Linked DNA regions of Homo sapiens: region 1 is linked to region 2. The links are chromatin loops, found by intact Hi-C in ENCODE. Cell type or tissue: IMR-90. All regions are shown on one strand. Links, peaks and the distances in the headings refer to the core of each region. The heading gives the core; the rest is flanking DNA.

Region 1 (12,484 bases), core at 2,593-10,592, 260 kb before region 2:
ACTGACGTCTGCCTCAGGTGGTCAGAGAAGTTTTCATAAGAAGACAAGACATGATCTAGAACTTGAAGGATTGGTTAACAGAAAAAAAATGTAATTATGTATTAGCTGCTGTTGATAATTACACTATGCTGTGTTTCTTGCCTGAGTCTTCATACTTTTTCCAAATCCTTTCCCCTCAGCTGCCCTCTGGAAACTGGAAGTCATCTAAGACACCTTCCTCTGCCACACTTCCCTACATCAATTTGGTCAACACATCCTGACGATTTCCCTCACAAATGAATCTTAAATACAACTGCTTTCCTCCATTTCCACTGCCAACATCCTAGCCTCCTACTTGTTCTCACAAGGGTACTTCTGGCTCTCTACGAACTCTTCTTCTCGTAGCCTATGCAATCTTTTTTTAAACACAAATAGAATTATTTCTGTGATGAGATCATTCAATGATTCCTCATAACCCTTAGAATAACACAGAACACCATTAATATGCTCCCAAAGGCTGTGTGTGTTTCTGGTCATCACTGGCTTCTGCAGCCTCATATTCAGCCATTCTCTTCTAACAAACACCTACTATCTAGACTTTAGAGCCGTCCAACTCACCACCAAGTGTTCCCTGCCCCTAATGTTCCAGAATGTTATTCCCCTCAATATTCACTTTGAAAAGTTCTATTTAGTCATCATACCTCAGCTTAAAAATCCATTCATAAGAAAAGTTTTCTCATATCCTAATTTAAATTACCAACATGCCTCCATCCCCATTCCTGATAATATATCTCTCTCAAAATGCCCCCTTCTTTCCAATTTTATATTTAGAGTTTTACTTAAAGACAATTTCCCCATTAGTCTCTAGGCTCAATTTAGCATGAATCCCAGCACTTTGGGAGGCCATGATGGGTGGATCACTTGAGGTCAGGAGTTTGAGACCAGACTGGCCAACATGATGAAACCCCATCTCTACTAAAAAAAAATACAAAAATTAGCCAAGTGTGGTGGCACATGCCTGTAATCCCAACTTGGAGGTTGAGGGAGGAGAGTAGCTTGAACCCAGGAGGCAGAGGTTGCAGTAAGCCAAGATTGCACCACTGCACTCCAGCCTGGGCGACAGAGTAACAGTCCGTCTCCAAAAAATAAAAAAAATAAAAAAACTGTTAATTCAGTTAGGGTTAGGGTGCTAATAATACCATGATTAGAGATATATACAGAAGTGCTTATTGTTGAAATGATATGATGTCCAAATTTACCTTTAAAATGCATCAAAGATAAAAGAGGGACAGATGGATAAAACAAGCACAGCAAAATGTTGATCATTGTTGAGTTAGGTAATTATTACCTGGGGTTCATGGTGCTAGTCTTTCTACTTTTTTGTATGTTTGAAAATAATCATAGTAAAAGGTTTAAAAAAAAGAAAAAGAAAAAAATAAAGTGCTCAATTCTCCCCCATAAACCTTATGTGGTAGGCACTATTACAGTCACAATTCTGGGGAAACTGGGCCTAAAGAAAAATAACTTGCTTAGCATCACAGATCTATTAAGCAATAGAACAATTTTTTCCATGATAAAATGTTACTTATCCACTCTTGCACCATGTTGCCCTTATAACCTCCCCCAGATAGTTACAAACAAGCCTAACTGGTAACTTTTGCAGATATGTCTTCATCCAACACTATGGCCAGCTTTAGAGATTTAAGAATGAGTAAAAATAGAGGAAGATATTCCATGTAAATGGAAACCAAAAGAGAGCAGGAGTAACTATATTTATATCAGGTAAAATAAACTTTAAGTCAAAAACGATAAAATGAGACAAAGACAGTCCTTATGTGGCCGGGCGCAGTGGCTCACACTTGTAATCCCAGCACTTTGGGAGCCTGAGGCGAGTGGATCACGAGGTAAGGAGTTCAAGACCAGCCTGGCCAAGATGATGAAACCCCATCTCTACTGAAGATACAAAAATCAGCTGGAAGTGGTGGCAATCACCTGTAATCCCAGCTACTCTGGAGACTGAGGCAGAGAATTACTTGAACCTGGGAGGCGGAGGTTGCAGTGAGCCGAGATCGTGCCACTGCACTCCAGCCTGGGCGACAGAGCAAGACTGTCTCAAAAAAAAAAAAAAAAAAAAATCCTCATGTAATGACAGAGGGATCAATTCTTCATGAGATAATTGTAAATGCATGTGCATTCCACATCAGAACATCTAAATATATAAAGGAAATATTAATATATCTGAAGGGATAGGGGACTTCAGGGGTAGGGGAAGAACAGTAGGGGACTTCAATACCCCACTTTTAGCAATGAACAGGTTTAATTTTTTTTAATTGACTTAAACACCTTAGCTCAAATGAACCTAACAGACATATAGAGAACATTCTATCCAACAGCAGCAGAATACACATTCTTCTCAAGTCCACATGGAGCATTCTCTAGGATAGATCATATGTTAGATCACAAAATAAGTCTTAGCAAACTTAAGAAAATTGAAATCATATCAAGTTATCTTTTCTGACCACAATGGTATAAAACTAGAAATCAACAGGAGGAATTTCAGAAAATTCACAAATGCATGGCAATTAAACAACATGCTCCCAAATAACCAATGGATCAACAAAGAAATTAAATGGAAAGTTAAAAAATATGTTGAGACAAACAAAAATGGAAGCACAACATTCCAAAATTTATGGGATGTAGTAAAAGCACTTCTAAAACACAAGTTTATAGCAATAAACTCCTACATCAAAAAAGAAGAAAAATCTCAAATAAACGACCTAATGTTACACTTCAAGGAACTAGAAAAACAAGAACAAACTAAGCCCAAAGTTAGCAGAAGAAAGAAAATAATAAAGATCAGAGCAGAAATAAATGAAATAGTGACTAGAAAAACAATAGAAAAGATCAACGAAACTAAGGGTGTGTTTTCTGAAAAGATAAACAAAATCAACAAACCCTTACTAGACTAATTAGGAAAAAAAGAGAGAAGACTCAAATAAGTAAAATCAGAAATGAAAGAGGAGACATTACAACTGATACCACAGAAATACAAAGAGTCATAAGAGTCTACCATAAATAATTATATGCCAACAAATTGAATAATCTAGAAAAAAATGGGTAAGTTCCTAGACACATACAACTTACCAAGACTGAATCATGAAGAAATAGGAAATCTAAAAAATACTATTAACAAGTAAGAAGATTGAGTCAGCAGTAAAAAGTCTCCCATCAACGAAAAGCCCAGAACCTGATAACTTCACTATTGAATTCTACCAAACATTTAAAGAACTAATACTAATCCTTTTTACACTCTTCCAAAAGATAGAAGAAGAAGAAATACTTCCAAACTCATTTTATGAGGCACCATTACCCTGATAGCAAATCCAGACAAGGACATTAGAAAAAAAGAAAATTATGGGACAGTATTCCTGAAAAACATAGGTGCAAAAATCCTCAACCAAATACTAGCAAACCAAATTCAACAGCACCTTAAAAGGATCATTCAGCATGATCAAGTGCAATTTGTCCCAGGAATGCAAGGATGGTTCAACGTATGCAAATTTATAAATGTGATACATCATATTAACATAATAAAGGACAAAAAATGTATGATCATCTCAATAGATGACAAAAAAGCACTTGGCAAAATTCAACATCATTTCATGAGAAAAAAAATCCTCAATACATTATGTATAAAAGAAATGTACATCAACACAACAAATGAAACAAACAAAACCCCAGCTAACAGTATACTCTATGGTGAAAAGCTGGAAGTTTTTATTTTATGATAAGCAACAAGAAAAGAATGCCCACTCTCAGCACTTCTATTCAACACAGTACTGGGAGTTTTAGCCAAAGTAAATAGGAAAAGAAAAAAACTAAATACTCCAAATGGTAAAGAAAAAATGTAAATTGTCCTTGTTTGCAGAAAACATGATTTTGTATATAGAAAACTCTAAAGGCTCTACCAAAAAACTGTTAGAACCAATAAACAAATTCAGTAAATTTCAGTAAAATTCAGTAAACAAATTTCAGTAAAGGATATAAAATCAACATACAAAATCAGTAGCATTCCTGTACATTAACATCAAACTTTCCAGAAAAAAAGAAATCAAGAAAACAATCCCATTTATGGGAGCTATCAAATAACAATAATAATAAAATGCTTAGAAATAAATTTAACCAAGGAGGTGAAAAGCCTGTACAGAAAACCATAAAACATTGATGAAAGAAATTGAAGAAGATACAAATAGATGGAAAGACATTCTATGCGCATAAATTGTTAAATTTTCATACATCCCAAAGTAATCTAGAAATTCAAAGTAATCCTTATCAAAATTACAATGTCATTTTTCCTGAAAATAGAAAAAACAATCCTACATTTTGCATGAACCACAAAAGACCAGAATAGCCAAAGCAATCTTGAGCAAAAAGAACAAAGCTGGAGGCATCACAGTACCTGATTTCAAAATACATTGTAAAGCTATAGTAATCTAAACAGCATGGTACTGGTATAAAAACAGACACATAAATAAGGAACAAAACAGAGTCCATAGATATATCCATGTATTTACAGTCAATTGCTTTTTGACAAAGGCACCAAGAATACACAATGGGGAAAGGACAGTCTCTTCAATAAAAGGTACTAGGAAAACTAGATATTTACATGCAGATGAAAAAAATTAGACCTTTATTTCACACCATGTACAAAACTCAACTTAAAATTGGCTAAAGACTTAAACATAAGACCTGAAACTGTAGAACTACTGGAACAAAAAGTAAGGGGACAGTTCCATGATATTGGTCTCGGTGATGATTTTACATATATATATATATATATATATATATATATATATATATATATATATATAAACTCAAAAGTAGAGGCAACAAATGCAAAAAGAGATAAACAGGATTACATCAAACCAAATAGCAAAGGAAACAATCAACAGAGTGAAGAGAAAAACTAAGAAATAGAGAGAATATTTACAAACAATTCAAAATATATAAGGAACTCAGACAACTCAATAGTAGAAAACAACTGCCTTAAAAATAAGTAAAGGATCTGAATAGACATTTCTTAAAAGAAAACATGCAAATGGCTAAGAGTATATAAAAAAATTAACATCACTAATCATCAGAGAAATGCAAGTTAGAATGGCTATTATCAAAAACATGAAATATAACAAGGGTTGGAGAGGATGTGGAAAAAAGAGAACCCTTGAACATTGTTGGTGGGAATGTAACTTAGTACAATTATTATGGGAAACAGTGTAGAGTTCCCTCAAAAAAATATATATAGGACAGATGCAGTGCCTCATGCCTGTAGTACTGGCACTTTGAGAGCCCAGGAGTGGCAGACCAGTCTGGGCAACATAGTAACACCTTGCGTGCCTATGTTCTCTGGTCCTCAGCAGGCTGAGGTAGGAGGATCACTTGAGCCCAAGTGGCCAAGGTGGTAGTGAGTGAATTGAGATCAGGCCACTGCACTCCAGCCTGGGTGACAGAATGAGATTCCATCTCAAAAAAAAAGAAAAAATAGTTAAAAACAAAACTGCCATATGACCCAGCAGTCCCATTACTGGATATACTGTATACCCAAAGGAAAGGAAATCAGCATGTTGAAGAGACATCTGCACTTCCATGTTCATTGCAGCATTATTCACAATAGCTAAGATAGGGAATCAACCTAAATGTCCATCAATGGATAAATGGATAAAGAAAATGTGGTATATATACACAATGAAATATCATTTAGCCTTAAAAAAGAAGGAAATCCTGTCTTGTGACAACATGGATGAACATGGAGGACATTATATTAAGTGAAATAAGCCAAGCACAGAAAAACAAATACTGCATGGTCTAACCTGTATGTGGAATCTAAAAAAGTTGAACTGGTACGAGTAGAGAGTGGAATGGTGGTTACCAGGTGCTGGAGGTGAAGGCAGGGAGTTGGGGAAATGTTGATCAAAGATACAAAATTTCAGTTCAGTAAGAGGAATAAGTTTAAGAGGTCTACTGTACAACATGGTGAGTACAGTTAGTAACAATGTATTCTATTTTTTAATATTGCTGAGAAAGTAGTTTTAATTTTTCTCAGCACACACAAAAGAAATAAGTATGTGAAATAATGAAGATGTTAATTAGCTGGATTCAGCTGTTCCATGATGGGTACATTCCACGATGTATACATTCCACAGTGTATTCAAAACAACGTGTTGTAAAGATAAGTATATATATATATATACTTTTGTCAATTAAAAAATAAAAATAAAATAAAGAATGAATAAGTAATCGTCCTTGCCCTCCAAGGGCTTAGAGTCCAATAAAGAGACAAAGTAATGGCTAATGTAAGAGACTTATTTACCACATGAGTGGTATCAGAGCTCCAAGGAAGAATAAGCTCTCTCTATCTGGGGACATCTTCTCAGGGAAGGTCACATCTGAACTGGGTAATGGTGAGTAAGTGGCATCACAAGTAAACATTGGAGCACTGACCATACATATTTACTTCTGAGTCACTCCTTTAAAATTACATAAAGTAAATATTTAAGCCCCATCTTTAAAACCAACAGAACAAAAAGAAAGATGAGGAAGTCATCGATGGAAATACGCCACAAGAGTGGTGAGTGGCTCAGCAGAGGGAGGAAGGCAGAGACCTACAGCTGATGAAGGAGCTGAGAACAGAACTAGTTAAAAACCTACACGGAGCTTTCGATGCCTCCCACTACTTCCCCCAGCTTGTAGCACCAGGAGACTGTCCCTCTTCAACTTTATGCAGAAGACAGGAGGTTTACTCCCAAGAGAAGCTAAATCTTAACCTGAGGCCTTGACTCAAACCCCAAGTACAGCTAAGGGCAGGGCCAAGGTGCCATATTGGAGATGGGAGATTAATGAAAATATACATCTTGGATAGTGAGGCTCCTTCGGCCTCTTTTCCAAGTCTAGAATTGTATCCCTAGGCAGGAAACTGTAAGATTCTCCTCCGAGAGAACAGAATGGTTGAGAAGAGATCTACAGAAACTGGCATTTGGAGGTCTCATGAGGAAAGAGCTGAGGTTCAGCCTATTGAAGGGTGGCAGCCAGCCAGTGCTGCCCAGGCACACAAAGCTACAAATGAGCTTTTTAGAGCCTCACTCTTAACTAGGCATGGATAAGCATCCATCCTCCAAATATCTGAGGAAGTCTTTTAACACAAAACACAGACTAAAGCAAACAGAACAAAGCAGGAGAGTGAATTGGACTCAGAAGAAATAGAGATCAATGCAGTAAGCAGAAAAAAAGCTTCAGGGAAAAATAAACTTTAATAAATGCCTTTAGGAAGATGGGAAGATACTATATTTACAAAACAAACCTGGGAGACCAAAGTTTTAAAATGTTGTATTTTAAGCACACGGAATTTGTTGTATTATCCTTTATATCATTTTGTATATCTTAAATATCATTTAATAATTTGCATTGGGGGAAGCTAACTAGAACAAAATTGAAAAGCTCTATTACTAGTTTTAAAATATCAGTTTTCAGATACTTCAAAGGAATCTATGATAAATGAGGAACAAGGACAAACAGAGCTCACAGTTCATATTAAAAATGAACAATTAGAGAATAGATTAGCTCTCAAAATTAAATGATAGCAGGAAAAAAATCAAAGGAAGGGTTTTAAGATAAAATCAAGGTATCTTCCAGAAAACAGAACAGGAATATGAAAAACAGAAAAGAAAAGAAAGAAAATAAGGCAATCGATTCAGAATATTCAACATCTAAATAATAGGAATTCCTAAAATACAGAATAGAGCTCTAGCTACAATCCTATTTGTTTCTCCTGTTTTAGCAAAACTCCTTAAAAGAGTTGTCTCTACCCACTATTTCAAATTCCTTCCCTCCCCTCTCTTAACCCATACCAATCTGATTTTCACCCCCACCAGTCCACCAAAATTGTTCTTATCCTGATCACCAATAAAAAGGTCATTTCTCAGTCTTCATGTTACCTTGCATCTCAGTAGCACTTGACAGAACAGATTATTCCCTCCTCCTTGGAAAACTTTCTTTGCTTGGCTGGTGGAACTCCACATATGCCTGCTTTTCCTCCTACTTTTCTGCCTATTTCCTCTTATCTCTTTTGTTGTTTCTTACATGTCTCCCTGATCTCTAAATGTAGGCAGTCTACTCCAAGCATAGCCCTCAGATCTCTTCTCTCTATAATCTGCACTCCTCCTCCTGAGCTATGTTGTCTAGCCTCATGGTCATATAGACCACCTGTATGCTGTTGGCTTCCACTTTTACAATTCCAGCCTTCATGCCTCCCCTGAACATGCAGACTTAAATGTCAAACTGCCAATTTACATCTCTATTTAGTTGTGTTAAGAGCATCTCATGCTTCTAATGCCAAATTCCAAACTTCTAACTTACCTTCCTCCCTCCTTCCCCAACACTCCACAATCCCCTGCCAAAATAAAAACTTTCTCCTCTGTACTTCTCTCCCTTTTCCAGTTTTTGGCAACTCCTTTTTTCTAAGAATTGAGTCAAAACTTTGATGTTATCACTTCTTCCTTGTTATCTCACACCCTAGATATGATCTGTTAACAAATCATGACAACTCTATATCTTCATAACATACAAAGAGTTTGTATTAGTGCATTTTCACACTGCTGATGAAGACATATCTGAGATGGAGCAATTTACAAATGAAAAAGATTTCATTGGACATACAGTTTCACGTGGCTGGAGAAGCCTCACAATCATGGTGGATGGCAAGAAGGAGCAAGTCACGTCTTACATGGATGGCAGCAGGCAAAGAGAAAGTGAGAGCCAAGTGAAAGAGGTTTCTCGTTATAAATCCACCAGATCTCATGAGACTTATTCACTACCATGAGAACAGCATGGGGGAAATCGCTTCCATGATTCAATTATCTCCCACCAGGTCCCTCCCACAACAATGGGAATTATGGGAGATACAATTCGAGATGTGATTTTGGTGGGGACACAGGCAAACTATATCAGAATTCCACCACATCCCCCAATCCTCACTGCCACTAACCTGATACAAGTCACCTATTACTTCTCTTTTACTTTCCTGCAACAGCTTTCTAAATGGCACCCTTGCTTCTACCTTTGCACTGCTTCAGACTATTTTCAACACACTAGCCACTAAGATACAAGTCAGATCAGGTTACCCCTCTGCTCAAAATTGTCCAATGGTTCTTTTACTACCCAAGGTTTTAACACAATCTGAGCCCTAGTTGCTTTTAACCTAACCTCATCCCCTCAAGTGTCCCATTTGCTTCCTTCACTAGAGTCCCACTGGCTTCTTCACTGTTCCTTAAATGCATCTGTAGTTTGAGATGTTTCTTCTGCCTGGAAAGCTTTCCCCCCAGATATCTAACAGCTAACTCACTTTCTGTAGTCTTTACTCACACCTCACTTTCTCAGTGAAGCCTCTTCTGGCCACCATTTTTTAAATTGCTCTCTCTCTCTCGCTCTCTCTCTCTCGCTTTTTCTCTCTCTCTCTCTCTCCCTCCCTTCCTCCTCCCCCACAACACACACACACACACACACACACACACATGCACATATACACACCATATTATAACCTCCTTGTTGCCCTTATTTTTTTCCATAGCACTTATCATTACCTAACAGACTTTTGTTTCACTTATTTATCTATCTCTACTATCAGAATGTACATGAGATCAGAATGTACATGAGGGCATGATGTTTTTCATCTTTGTGTTAATTGTGTTCACTGCTATATCCCCAGAGCATGGAAGAATGCACAAACATAACCAAGACATTTAGGGGTGAAATAAATAATCAAGAAAATAGATAGCAGAAAATAATTAAAGAGATAATTTTAAATTTTTTCTTAAAACTTATGGACCTGAGTTAAAAATTGGCACCTGATGTTCTGTTGTTAAATAAGACCCACACCAATACACAACATTATGAAATGCAGAATGTTAGAGATTTTTTTAAAGGCACTAAAAATTCCTGTGAGAAAATAACTGGTAATACACAAAGAACTTGGGATTAGATTGGCATTAAATTTCTCAGTAACGATGCAATATACTGGGGTGAGGCAGGGAAATGCACAGTGCCTTTAAAATTCTGGTAAGAATTTATTTCGATCAAAAAATTCTATATTCAAATAAACTATCACTTAAATATGAAGGTTAAATAAAGAGCTTCTCAGATGTTTAAGGTTTTTTAAATATTGCCTACCCATACACCTTATCTCAGAAAGCTACTGGAGGATATGCTTTATCAACATGACATAGCAAACCAAGAAGAAGGAAGGTATTGGATTTGGGAAATAGATAACACAGAGGAAAGATACAAAAAGAATTTAAAGGATAGTATTGAATATCAGGTCTAAGGAACAACCAGTTAAAATTGGAATGAGAGAACACAAGACTACAGCAGGAATGTCAAAGACTGAAGAAAAACTGTTATATTACCTAACACTTTTGGCCACATTAAGAGTACTTTTGTACTTTGAGAAAATTTCTTTACTGGCATAGGACATAAATGCACAAAAAAAATCCATGCAATCTTAAACTCCAAAAACACCAAAGTTTTAGGAAACAAATTTAAAATCATGCTTACTGGTTTTGCTGGGATATGTAGCATATATATCATCATGATCATTTAAGTTCTGATTTTTGAATTAACCAAAAATTGTAACACATATACACATACCCAGGAGGGAAAGCATCTTAACCTTGAGTACTTTAAAAAAAAAATAGGGCCTAATAAAATGATTAAAGTGTGGAGGCTTTATTGGAGAAGTACAAACCCAAGTCAATGAGAGAAAAGAAGAAATGAAGCAAAGCAAAAAGAATGGGAAACAATAAAGGTTGTATGTTACATGCTGTCCTCTCACTGGCCAAAGTTCACCCACAGAGACCTCCCTCTTTTCTAAGGTGGGTCATCTGGCCCCTCCACATCCAGTCGGGATGCTGAATCTCGTGTACCGAGGATTGGAGCTTCATTTGAGTCTAGATGTGGTAGCATGAGCCTGAAATTTGGGTCATTAAATTAGCTGGCCCAGCTGTGCTACTAGCAGCCAAGAACAAGGGCCCAACATTCCCAGGACAAATGACTGGTTATCTCCTGGGAGGAGCAGCACTATCTGGGAAATGGACAGCACCAGGAGAAACTGAGGAGACACGTAAAACTGGTACCCAGTTCAGAGGCTAAACCAATGCTGTAGAAAGAGGGGTCAAAGAAGCCAAATTCTAACTTTCCACATTAGTATTTTGATGCACGTCTAAGATTTAAAAATAAGAGAAATGATAGATGATAGGTAGGATAGGATGGACGGATAGATAGACAGACAGACAGATAGATAAAGAGAAACACCAGAAATATCTAAGAGGTGAATGAATATAGTTGCCTCTGGAGAATATCACACTTTGCCATGAGGGCAGAGCAAAGACAGGCTTGTAGTATGGTCTGTATAATTAATATATGTTCATGTATTTAAAATGACAATTAAGTTTAAAGTAGAATAGTTGAAAGGCTTAAACTATATGCAAAGAAAAAGATCCACGGTCTGTCAGCAACAATGGCAGCCTCTGGAACAGCTGGGTATGTAGAGTATGAGTGTGTAGATAGGAATGGCTGGAGATATGTCTGGGGAAGTAGATTGACTACGGATTGTAAACCATGCTAAACACTTTGGACTTGATCCTATAGGACTTGAGGTGTCAGTAAAAAGTTTAAAGCCAGAGAGAGATGTGATCATATTTGTATTTCAGAAAGAGCATTCTGGCTGCGCTGCAGAGAATACATTAAATGGGGAAAGACCTGAAGGCAGGGAGTCCCTTAAGGAAACTGATGGAGTAATTAATTAGACAGAGGGTCTGAACAAAGTTTAGTAGAAAAAAGAGAAGAGGGTGGATCCATCAGGTGTGAAGGACCTGTAGACCAACTGAAACCAATCTCCATTATGAGCCATAAAGGAGGGGTTAGGGATGAGAGGAGCAGAAAGAAGCTGATACAGTTTGGATGCATGTCCCTGCCCAAATTTCATGTTGAATTGTAACCCCCAATGTTGGAGGTGGGGCCTGGTGGGAGGTGATTGGATCATGGGGGAGGATTTCTCATGAATGGTTTAGCACCACCCTCTTGGTGCTGTCCTCTCGATAATGAATGAGTTCTTGTGAGATCTGGTCATTTAAAAGTGTGTGGCACCTCCCCCCAATCTCTTGCTCCTGCTCTGTCCATGTGACATGCCTGCTCCCCCTTCACCTTTTGTGCCATAATTTTAAGTTTCCTGAGGCCTCTCCAGAAGCCAAGCAGATGTCATCATGCTTTCTGGACAGCCGGCAGAACCATAAGCCAATTAAGCCTCTTTTCTTTAAAAATTACCTGTTTCTCAGGTATTTCTTTATAGCAATATGACAATGGACTAATAGAGAAGCCAATTGTCTCTCACAGAAATCAAGCATATGGAATCACTCTTGGGAACATCCTGACCTGCCTTTCTATGTAATCTAGTGTGAAA
Region 2 (12,484 bases), core at 2,753-10,752:
TTTAATAAATGGTGCTGGGAAAACTGGCTAGCCATATGTAGAAAGCTGAAACTGGATCCCTTCCTTACACCTTATACAAAAATTAATTCAAGATGGATTAAAGACTTAAATGTTACACCTAAAACCATAAAAACCCTAGAAGAAAACCTAGGCAATACCATTCAGGACATAGGCATGGGCAAGGACTTCATGTCTAAAACACCAAAAGCAATGGCAACAAAAGCCAAAATTGACAAATGGGATCTAATTAAACTAAAAAGCTTCTGCACAGCAAAAGAAACTACCATCAGAGTGAACAGGCAACCTAAAGAATGGGAGAAAATTTTTACAATCTACCCATCTGAGAAACGGCTAATATCCAGCATCTACAAAGAACTTAAACAAATTTACAAGAAAAAAACAACCCAATCAAAAAATGGGCAAAGGATATAAACAGACACTTCTCAAAAGAAGACATTTATGCAGCCAACAGACACATGAAAAAATGCTCATCATCACTGGCTGTCAGAGAAATGGAAATCAAAACCACAATGAGATACCATCTCACACCAGTTAGAATGGCGATCATTAAAAAGTCAGGAAACAACAGGTGCTGGAGAGGATGTGGAGAAATAGGAACACTTTTACACTGTTGGTGGGACTGTAAACTAGTTCAACCATTGTGGAAGACAGTGTGGCGATTCCTCAAGGATCTAGAACTAGAAATACCATTTGACCCAGCCATCCCATTACTGGGTATATACCCAAAGGACTATAAATTGTGCTGCTATAAAGACACATGCACACATATGTTTATTGCGGCACTATTCACAATACAAAGACTTGGAACCAACCCAAATGTCCAACAACAATAGACTGGATTAAGAAAATGTGGCACATATACACTATGGAATACTATGCAGCCATAAAAAGGATGAGTTCATGTCCTTTTTAGGGACGTGGATGAAGGTGGAAACCATCATTCTCAGCAAACTATTGCAAGGACAGAAAACCAAACACCGCATGTTCTCACTCATAGGTGGGAACTGAACAATGAGAATACTTGGACACAGGGTGGGGAACATCACACACTGGGGCTTGTCGTGGGATGGGGAAGTGGGGAGGGATAGCATTAGGAGATATACCTAATGTAAATGACGAGTTAATGGGTGCAGCACACCAACATGGCACATGTACATATGTAACAAACTTAAAGTGTAATTAAAAAAAAAAAAGAAAAACATTTTGACTAAAAACCTATAGGAAAGATTATATAAATTAATTGCTGGATGAAACAGCTAGAACATGTGCATGAAATAGGTTGTTATAGGGAAACATAATGGAAGAGCTCAATTGCAAAAAACATATGACAGGCAGAAGCAATGCCACTGTTGCCGGGAGAAGTGCCTGGAAAGGGTACCAAGGCAAAAAGTAAAAATAAACAAAACATATTCACAAACATACTCATAGTTTGGGATATAAACTCCGTGACTGTCATTTTCCTTGATGAATAAATACATAAAAATAGTCATAGCACTTTGTAGGATAAATGAATAGATCTTAACACTTAACTAAATATTAATAATAAAACGTCTTAGAGAAAACTGCTGCTCTCTAAATCAAAAGTTTTCAATACATTTAAGGTGAGCAATAGTTTATTTTAAAATCAAAATTATTTTTCTCAATTGTAACTATTTGGTAAACTTATCAATATACTCAATTTAAAAAATGGTAACTTAAAAAAATAATATGACATGTTTGAAGTTTCTCATGTGATCTTTTGATACACAGTGCCCAAAATGTAAGACAGTCATATGTTTATTATATATATAATTCACGGAACATTGAAATATGTAAGTGATTTCTAGAAAAGGAAAGAACAAAGTAATTTCTAAAAGTGTACATATCTTGAATTTTTTCAGTAATTTTACTGTGTACGGAACTGTACAAAAAGTACACAAAATTTTCTAAAAGTACAAATCTGAGAGAGCATATTTCTTAGTCAAATTCTTCAAATTTCAACTGATTTTCCAAAGCATACAATTGTTTTTGCTTCAGCTTAATGATGCATTTCCAGTTCTATTTAAAATAAGGAATTATTTTAAATATTTATCATCTTGAAATTTCATTAAATTGCTATCCCCAGAATGCATAGTTCTGAATTAAGAATAATATTTACTCAGCATGGTACTTTACCTGATGCTAGATGTCATTTAAAATAAATTTATTTTATATATTATCAACCTTTGAGAATGGACCAAGTATGGCACAAATTCATTTTACGAACCTAAAGCTTCAAGCAGAAGTGTCCAAGTAAATAGCAAAATTCCTATGAAAGTTCCACCTATGGGGACAAGGTGTTAATACTGTAACACATACAGCTCTATGATATAATCAGTCCAAGAGAGGCAAACTGAGTCTGAGGAGCCCTGAACATGGAGCGACTGGACCTCCTGGAACTATAGATAACGCATGACCTGAGGAACACTAAGAGAGAGAGAGAGAGAGAAACTGGAAGACATAGCCTGGATTCTGCCTACAGCCACACAGTTTGTATCACGGACTTGGGCTTTCTTTTGAGCCTTGCCCCCAAGATTTCCAACCCAACTAACTGAGGATATTTACCAGGAAAGCATAGCTGTGTTTAAAAATAAAAGTCAGGATGGGCATGGTGGTTCATGCCTGTAATCTCAGTCCTTTGGGAGGCTGAAGCTGGAGGATGGCTTGAACTCAGGAGTTCAAGACAAACCTGGACAACATGGCGAGACCTCATCTCCATTTTAAAAAACAACAAAACAAACAAAACCCAACCAGCCAACCACACAACAGCAACAAAAGGCCAATTTAAAATAGGATTCACTTTATAAAAATCACCCTAACTAAATTTGATAAAAACTGATGTTCTCATCTATTCCAAAATAAAATAATACCTGCACACACCAGAACGGCAATAACACCATCAAAGGAAATTTCTGCATACACAGTTCCTACTGCTGAGAATATCCTTTCTCAACAGACAGACAAAAACTGAAAATTAGTGACAGGGCAGAAGTGAGAACCTGGGGAGAGCAATCAGTGAATAGTAACAAAGCCCTGCCAAGGGAGGTAAAGCCATTACATCATTATGAAAGAGAGTTAAAGACATGACAGATCAAATAATTATTCATATCAGGAAGCTATATCCACACAATTAGGCTTGAACAACCTATGATGAGCATGCCATATGGCACACCTTCTGGATAAACAGTAAGAGACAAGTGTGTCTTAAACACAATTCTTCCTGATGAGCATTCTAACACTAAGTTAAGGACTTGTGTGTGATGAAGTCTGGTGTGTGCCAAGGATTTATGTACTTGGCAAGTAGGAATAGGCAATGCTTAAATTCCCAAAGTAGCCTTCACAACCAGTTACTTACAAACATTGGTTGACTCAAGGGCCTATTTCTCCACCTGCTCCCAAACTGGAGGTCCTCAGTACTTTCCGTTTTTTTCCCCACAACCAGAGATATACATCAGGTCTCCTTGGCTACTATATTATGGTGAAAAAACATTTACTTAAGTTAAATCATACTGACCACAAGGAAGCTAAAACCAGGATTCAAAGTGGCAAGGCATCTGATCTGTGTGTCTAAACATCTGGAAGGCAGGTTGGTGCTGGTGTTCAGTCTGTCCTCTGAGGTTGTTTAATCGGAGCCTTGCTTGCCCCCATCATTTCCTTGCTGTGTGTCTGTGAGGAAGTTACCTTACCCCTTTAAGGCTAATTTGTGGAATGTGAGAATCTACATGCATGCTTAGTAGTAAAATGTTTAGTAGTATGTGAAAAATGGTGGCTATTTTTATGGGAACCACAGGCATGTAAATGAGAATGCTCCTAAATTGATTTACTGAAACACTGAGGTAACACATTTGTAAATTAGTTACATTTAACCATTCCACATGTATATATACTTTAAAACATCATGTTATACATAAGAAATACATACAATTTTATGTCAATTAAACAATAAATAAATGAAAGAAAAAAGGGGAAACAATTCCCTAAATATAATACTACATTCCTAGACAAGCAACTCAAATTGGCAAGTTGGCAATTCTCAAATTATTTTATAAATCTAGTGCAATGGCAATCGACATTCCAATGGGATGGTTTTTTGAAACAGAATAATTTTAAAATTCATATGGATAAGTAATAGGCAAGAACATCCAGGAAAGTTTTGAAGGAAAAAACTGTACATTATATAATATTTTAAAGAAATATTCTAAATCTACAATGATTAAAAAGGTATGATAATGGATCAAGAACAAACAGATAATGGATCAAGAACAAATAGATCAAGAACAGAGCAATAAGACAGAAGAGAAAGTCTCCAAAGAGACACAAGTTCATATGAATTTAATGTTTAAAGAAGGTTATTCAAATCAGTGAAACAATACAAATTGAGGGTACTTTGTTAACTATAAATCTGTACCTCATACCTAAATTAATACATATGGATTTTAAGGTTTTATCATTAAAAATAAAACCTCAAGAAGAGTAGCTAAGATGTTTGGGGATTGATGAGGGAATTTCTTTGCATAGAATCCAAACAACAACAAAAAATAGTTTTAAAAAAGGTAATGCAGCTAAACCTATCAAAAATCAGAAACTAAATTCAAGGAGAAATGAGAAAAAAGGAAAACATATTTGTAGCACATGGCAAGAGGTAAATCTTCTTCTTTTTTTTTTTTTGAGATGGAGTCTTGCACTGTCGCCTGGGCTGGAGTGCAGTGGCACGATCTTGGCTCACTGCAACCTATGCCTCTAGGGTTCAAGCAATTCTCCTGCTTTAGTTTCTCAAGTAGCTGGGATTACAGGCAGCCACCACCATGCCCAGCTAACTTTTATATTTTTAGTAGAGACAGGGTTTCGCCATGTTGGCCAGGCTGGTCTCAAACTCCTGATCTTGTGATTTGCCTGCCTCGGCCTCCCAAAGTGTTGGGATTACAGGTGTGAGCCACCGCGCCCTGCCCAAGGTCAATCTTCTTAATTAAAATTACCTAAGGATCAATTTTAAAATGAACAATAGGAAAATGGGCAAAGTACACAAATACACAATCTTCAGAAATACAAATAAACAGCAATCATGAACACGTCAAAACTCACAAGTCACTAAAAAATGAAATAAACTTGATAACATCTTTTGCTTATTAAGCTGTTTTAAGGCTTTTAACATTTTAAATAATTAAAAATAAATAGAAAACCTTTAAAGGTTTTTGTCATGTTGATGTTGTTATTACAAACAGTATTGGAATAGGCATCCTTGAATAGAAATCTTTGTATGTATATCTTATTATTTCTTTAGGATGATTTACTATGTATCACTCAGGGTTCAGCAGAAAAACAAAGTACAGCCATTATTTTAACAGAGAGAATTTAATATAGGGAACTGGTTAAACAGATTTCTAAGTCTGTAAATGCTAAAAGGGAGCTCTGAGGTAAGCAGAGATATTAAATGTATGAAACTAGCTCCCTAGAGTTGGGGAACAAAGGCAAGAGATTGGATTATTAGAAACTAGACACTCAAGAGTTCCCTTGCTGAGAGCTGAGATGGTTTGTTCACAAGGAGGAAAGAGGAATGTTCATTAAAAAGACATTCTGAAAAGGAAAAGGAAATGCCTGGCATTCCTTCTCTATCTCCCCTTCAACTTAAAACAAACAACTCTATGTGCTTCAGAAAAATAATCCAAATAGATACATAAAAAGTATGAGAATGTTGCCACCATAAATACTAAGGCCCACCAAAATTCTGTAGTGATTTGGAAAGTAGGTTAAAAAGTACATATGATATAAAATATGAGCTTTGTAGTGGCCATCATGATCCTGAGTAAAAGAAAAACAAAATACTCTAGGAATTAACACAAAAAATAGAAAATCAAATTACACTAAAAAAAATCTTCCATTGCAAAAGTCAATTGAAGTCAATTTGACATTTAAGTGATGAGTTGGTTGGTTGGTTGGCTGAAAGCAACATAATTTTATTTATGTTTCAGGATATATGATTGTGTGGCCTGACAATCTCAGAAAGTAAAAGCAAAGAAATTGAAAGACATGGAAAGAACTAGGCCGGGACCAGCACTGGGCCTTAATAACCAGTTCACTGAGATGGTAAGGTTCTAAATCTTTAGAAGCCCTAATAATATGTTTTACATAGTGTGACAGCATAAAGCAGGAAGAACTGACTGAAAAATATGTGTTAGCAGACTTGCTGACTACTTTCACCAAATAATTAACTGTCAAGTGGCAAAATAAAGGAGCAAAGCCAATAGCTTCACTATCTATGCAGCACCAAATAACTCAAAACCAGATGGGTATAGATGTGCAGAACAGTTGAAAGCTAAGTTCACTATTTTCCGTGAAGCTCCAACAGCCCCACAAATGGCATTTAGCTCCGTAGTAAACCATCCTATAGGTCAGCAGGAAGCTCATTATGGGCTGACAGTCCAGGAGACAAGCACTTTTCAGGGAGCTACGGTAGTAATTTCCTGTGTGAAAAGCTCACTGCTGTTCTTGCATTCCTCAGGGTGCATTTCTTCTCATCTCAGAGGATGTTTCTCTTCCACAGGAAGAGGAAGGAACCAGTTGTTACTGGATGTGTGGGCTGAGAGCTGTCGGGCATTTTCAGCATGCCTCGGTCTCAGCTGTGGGAACTGGGGATGCAGCTTAGATTCCCAGGCCCGGGACAGTCGGTATTACTGCAGTAGTCCGGGGCGTCACAGTTTAGAAATACAGTATCTCAGCAAGTTGGAAGGCAGAAATAATACCTGGAACACCTCCAGTTCCCAGAAACGTGCTAATTTTCTAAAGGAAATTCTAAAAAGTATTTATTGGGCTCCCAAATAGCATGATTTATAAATCCTTTTGTAAATTTTCCTTTTTTTTTTCTGTCTTCACATTTTATACGGCAGAGTTCAAGTCCCAAATCACGTTTGTCAATAGGAGTAAGGACAAGTTTCACTGCATAAAGTATTCTTTAACTAGGACTATTTTTAAAAACTTTAAGAGTATCAAATTTTTGGTAAATTCATTAATATGTTTTCTTTCCTTGTGACTTTGAAACTTAAAGAGAAAGAAGGTCAAATTAGCATATTTGTCAGTATATCTTAAAAAAATTGGGACTTAGTGATTATTACTATTTTTATTAAAAAGCATATTTTATTTGAAGGGGGGGAAAAGAAGCCTCTGGCTTTCACTGTTAATCTTTTATTACGGTGATACTGTTAGTAAACTTTACAGCTATACAGATTATCTATCTTGAAAAAAAAATAAACCACGTTCCTTTAACAAACTAAAACACTTTAGCATTTTAGTTGTTTTATTTATTTTTTTACAATCCCAAATCAATTTTTTTTAAAAGGTCAGCCATCACATTCGCAACTGTTAGCAGTTTTTATAACATATGGGTCATGAAGTACTTCAAAAGCAAGGATCCAACTAATTTGCAAATAGTCTCTTTCCAGTCTCTAATATTTTCTCTCCTTTCTCTATTTTAAAGATTGTATCTGAAAAAATATTAATGTGTTTTCTGTTTCTAAATGGCAAGAGATCTTTGAAAATGTTGTGTTTTTCCTCATTTACTTGTTAGTTATCATGTATGTTCTGTTTTTTAAATGTCTTTGACAATTTAATTACGTCACTTAATTTCGAAGGGGAATGTTTTTAAATTGTTTCTCAAACCTTATAAAAATTCCTCTTTTACTCCAATTAAGCATCTTAGGGCTTAACATTTAACTTCTTGAGTTACCGAATAAAAAATTACTGTATCCACTTGACATTTACTATCATTTGCAGTTAAGATAAAAAGTCTCTTAACTCTTAAAGGAAGATAAATTGAGGGAGGCACCAGCTAGGGAGTCCAGAGACCTGGATCCTATAAATGCCTAAGTTCATTTCCTTTCATACCCTTAGAGCAGGGACAGGAGAAACATACCGCAGAGCCACTAAACCAGCACTTAAAGATACCATACAAATGTCTGTTTCCTAATGCTTAGGAAGCAGCCACAAAGTTATAGATAAATACACCTAGTTTCAGAAGTCATATGCCCTAAACTGACAAATCAAATGCCACCATATAAACTGCTGCAAAGTTTAAAAACTTTACATTGCGTATGACCATTTTACACTTTCAAAGTTGTAAGTTTTAGTTTTAAGACACTGAAGTTCACATACACTGTGTTCTTTTAGTCTTTCCAAATCTTTGCTTATATAAGCAGTTAGGAACTGAAATAACTCTGAACTAGTTACTCAATGTTGTCTAGTAACCAGGATGAACTGTTGCCACAACATTCATGGAAATATTCTCTCTGTGTCTGCAAGTTTATTCTTTGTGTGTCCATATATTTTGTCAGCACGTTAATATTTTTCAGATAGTATACACCATATGACAATCTCCATGAAAGTGTATAACCTTTTTCTTCCTAAAAATAGGCTGATGCAAAAAAACTTTCTGAAAGAGAATCCAATGCACTTTGCTAGAAAATAAAAATCTAAATGACATTTAGGAAGGGAGTGTGCTTCCCAAAGTCATGGAAATGGCAGAGTATCTCTTGCACTGATTCAGCCGATCACTTTTCTGATCCTAGAACAGAACACAGGAAAACCACGATTCTTTTTCTCTCATCAGCCCCTCTGCCAAAATGATGCAGAGCCAGGAGATATTCTCAGCTATCCTGAGATTACTCAAGGCTACATCTTACTGTCCCTGGGGAAGGGAGATAGGGAATCCCACAGCTGACATTCACTCTGTCAGGAAATCCTCTTGGCTCTGCCTTCAAAATACACCCAGAATCCGATCGCTTATCACCACCTCCTCTGCTACCTCCCTGGGTCAAGCCAGTATTGCCTCCCGTCTGAGTATTTCATTAGCTTCCTAATTAGTCTCTTTGTCCACCCCCATCAACATCCCCAGCCTGTCCTCTTACAGCAGGCAGAGTGAACCTGTTAAGACACAAGTCACGTCATGTCCCTCCTCTGCAGGAAACCCCCCAGTGGCTCCTATGTCACCTGCAATCTGGCCTTCCATCTATCACTGCTCCCACTCTCCTGGAGAGCCCTTCCCAGATAGCCATGACTTGCTCCCTTCACTCCTTCAGCTCTTTACTCAAATGCCACCCCTGTCACGTGACTCTTGTCCTGGCCATACTAGCTAAAATGGCAGCCCTCTACCTATCTTTTCCTCTCTGCCTTCAGTGCCTTTTTCACCTTTGCATTCCCTGTACTATATACAGTTTATTTTTTAGATCTGTGAATTGCCTCTCTCTGACTGGAATGTAGAATGTAGGCTTCTCTGGAGCAGGTATTTTTGTTTCTTCACATTCTCTAAAGCCAAGAATAGTAAGTTAATAAATACTTATTCAGAGACATGTATGTGTGAGTAGGCATCCTTCCTGGATCCCACCACATCTGCTGTCAGTTGACTTAGGCAACTTAAAGATTCTAAACTAGACTGATGCATTTTTATTACCATGGTTCATATGTGTTTGATTTCTTCTGAAGCAACTACTTATACCTCGCTTTCCCTCCAGGCACGGTGGCTCATGCCTATAATCTCAGCACTTTGAGAGGCCGAGGTGGGTGGATCACTTGAGGTCAGGAGTTCGAGACCAGCTTGGCCAACATGGTGAAACCCTGTCTGTACTAAAAAATACAAAAATTAGCTGGGCATGATGGCAGGAGCCTGTAATCCGAGCTACTCAGGAAGCTGAGGCAGGAGAATCACTTGAACCCAGGAACTGGAGGCTGCAGTGAGCCGAGACAGTGCCACTGCACTTCAGCCTGGGTGACAGAGTGAGAGACCTTGTCTCAAAAAAGAAAAGAAAAAAGAAAAAAAGAACTGGTCAAAGGTTTTCTTCTAGAGAAGTCCTCTAGCTTACTGCAGCCCATTAATGATTTCCTCTGAATACTGCCCAATAACAATCTTTCACTGACATTTATGTATACTTGACATCTAATGTTCTGAAACCAACACTGATTTCTTCTTCCTCAGTTACTTCTGTCTGGCTAGGTTGTTTGTTTCTTGAGGTCAGGCAGCCAGCTTGGTATCTCCCTCAGCATCTCATGTAATGCCTTCATGTAGGACATCTTCAACTATTTTGATTGATAGAATATCAAAAGACTGTAGACCCTTGGATTTTTTTCTATAACATAACTGCATGTTTATTGTAAATTAATTTGACTTGAAAGAAATAATATCCCTACTTCTAAAGAAAGGCATACACATATTCTGCATTATGTTCATATTATGCACAGTTGCCAGGATGAAGATGAGAACACAGTGTCAACTCTCTGAGAAGAGTCCAGTATTTTGATAATCAAAGGAACAACAGCAAGATTACCAACTTCATTTTGTTCATTTATAAGACAAACAATAAAACTAATACATCAGAATTTAAGAATTTTCCTAAAGATAAAAAAAGTAATAACCCTAGAGTCTTTTAAGATAAATTTTATTTACAGTTAGTTTAAAACTCTTTTTTGTTGTTGTTGTTGTTGTTGTTGTTGTTGTTGTTGTTGAGATGGATGGAGTCTCCCAGGCTGGAGTGCAGTAGCACAATCTCGGCTCACTGCAACCTCCACCTCCTGGGTTCAAGCAGTTCTCCTGCCTCAGCCTCCCAAGTAGCTGGAATTATAAGCGCACACCACCACGCCCGGCTAATTTTTGTAGTTTTAGTAGAGGAGGGGTTTTGTCACATTGGCCAGGCTAGTCCGGAACCCCTGACCTCAGGTGATCCACCCGCCTTGGCCTTCCAAAGTGCTAGGATTACAGGTGTGAGCCACTGTGCCCAACCAGTTTAAAACTCTTTATATTAGGATACAGGAAACAAATTCGTATCTTGTTTGTCTTTTTAGAAGAGAGGAGTGGGACATCCCGTGTAGCCACACCACATGTCAATGCTAATGATAAATGCCCTACCATAATTTTGATGATAGAATCCTGGTCTAGTTCTAACTACAACATGAAAACATTAAAAGACTCAAATGGAATCTTGAACTAAATAATCTTTAGAAAATTAGTATATAAGTGACAATATAAAAAGAATAAAGAGTAAGGAATTTGAGAACAATATTTTAAAACTATGTTTATATGGCCACCAGTATATTCCTTTACAGAAACTTTTTTTTTTAACAATAAAGCTTTAAAAATAGAGATTAGTAACAGCTTATTTTGATCCACAATATTGTATCAAATTTCCTGCTTGGCATTAGAGACACAAGTGCAAGCCACAAAGATACCACCTGTTAAAGACTGTATGCCACAATTTCTTCTCTGTAGTGAGAAGACATCAGAGCACAGATATCAGTACACTTCGATCTACAAATCTTCCTGAATATAATATTAAATCAAGTGAAAGTAGAAATAGAGGCCAACTATTTCTTACACCATAACAAACTTCTTTTATGCTACTAAGAAATTTTACAAATTAAGGTTTAAAGAGACATCTTTTTTATGTCCTACCTTGATGAAATGAATTTTTAAGGAAATGTCCAATCTACAAAAACCAAACAAATCAACCCTCAAAAGAAACAGTAACTACAATAACAATAACAAAAATTACCTTTAAACACTACTTTTTTTGGCTTCCAGTATTTCTCCAGGTTTTTAAATTACAATCACATGCAAAGTACACACAAAAATATTGAATGCAATTGTGCTTCATGCCAAAGCAGAAATAAATCCCCTTTACAATTATGTCTGATTTGTTGTGCAGAAGCAAAAGAGAAACTGTCAGTGTAGGGAGGAGACTATAATTAAGGCTTATTTACCACTATATTAATGGAAAGGTAAATAGTTGAAAAAGTAATTTTATTTTAGTTTTCTAACCAATTATCTATCATTGAACTAAAAGAAAGAGATACACATTGAAAATTTAAAGAAAAGCCCTTTGGAGATATTCTTTTAAAAAGTCTAACTACTTTATGAGAATCTATGTCTTCAGAATGCACTATTAAAATAAAGTCCTTATACCTTGCTTGGCAGCAAGCAGCTATGTCCCAGATTACAATCTACCTAGATGGGAGTTTATTAGCATAATCTCAAACCAATTTATAGCAAACAAGATTTTGTTTTCCTGTGTTTTGTTTGTTTGTTTGTTTGCTGGATTTTTATATACTAGTGGAGTCTTCCTTTTAATGCGTATATATTGGGTGAAACCATGTGAAGTCATTGATATTAGACTGTTTTTGCCTACAAAATGACAATTTCATATAATTCAACCTAATATTATCCTTTGTGGATAATAATTTTACTCTTCCATTTTATTATTCTGTTTTGTAGCACAGCTATTAAATGTCATGTGTTTGTTATACAGAACTGTCTTCTCAAAGTCCCACATACCCCATATATTCCTCGAGTTATGGTCCTGTATTATAGATGTATACTACAACAGACACATATGATCTACAATAGATATGTACAATCTATACTACAAGGGACATCCTGCTGTCCCTTGCTAAGAGGCAGTTATGCCCA

What was found. Peaks named below come from ENCODE experiments on the same cell type or tissue, not always from the same donor. Only the 100,000 strongest peaks of a DNase experiment are listed, where the experiment ranks them.
Region 1: it touches region 2 in a loop (4-fold over the local background); 3 of 110 quality-filtered maps call a loop at or near these places.

What each region holds. Positions count from the first base shown.
Region 1 is chr12:89,186,138-89,198,621 of GRCh38, forward strand. No RefSeq gene overlaps it. Among named protein-coding and RNA genes, the nearest start is that of DUSP6, 160 kb to the right of the region's middle. In IMR-90, for the core only: no CTCF peak of the experiment used is centred there; a DNase peak (open chromatin) is centred at 6,484; H3K27ac peaks cover 614 bases.
Region 2 is chr12:89,445,519-89,458,002 of GRCh38, forward strand. The region is part of intron 9 of POC1B-DUSP6 (POC1B-DUSP6 readthrough); the gene reads right to left. The region is part of intron 10 of POC1B (POC1 centriolar protein B); the gene reads right to left. It overlaps LOC105369889 (a long non-coding RNA gene), which reads left to right. Exons shown (of 4, transcript NR_189732.1): 3 at 6,009-6,123; 4 at 6,539-6,637. Among named protein-coding and RNA genes, the nearest start is that of GALNT4, 73 kb to the right of the region's middle. In IMR-90, for the core only: no CTCF peak of the experiment used is centred there; DNase peaks (open chromatin) are centred at 5,603, 6,613 and 8,273; H3K27ac peaks cover 3,824 bases.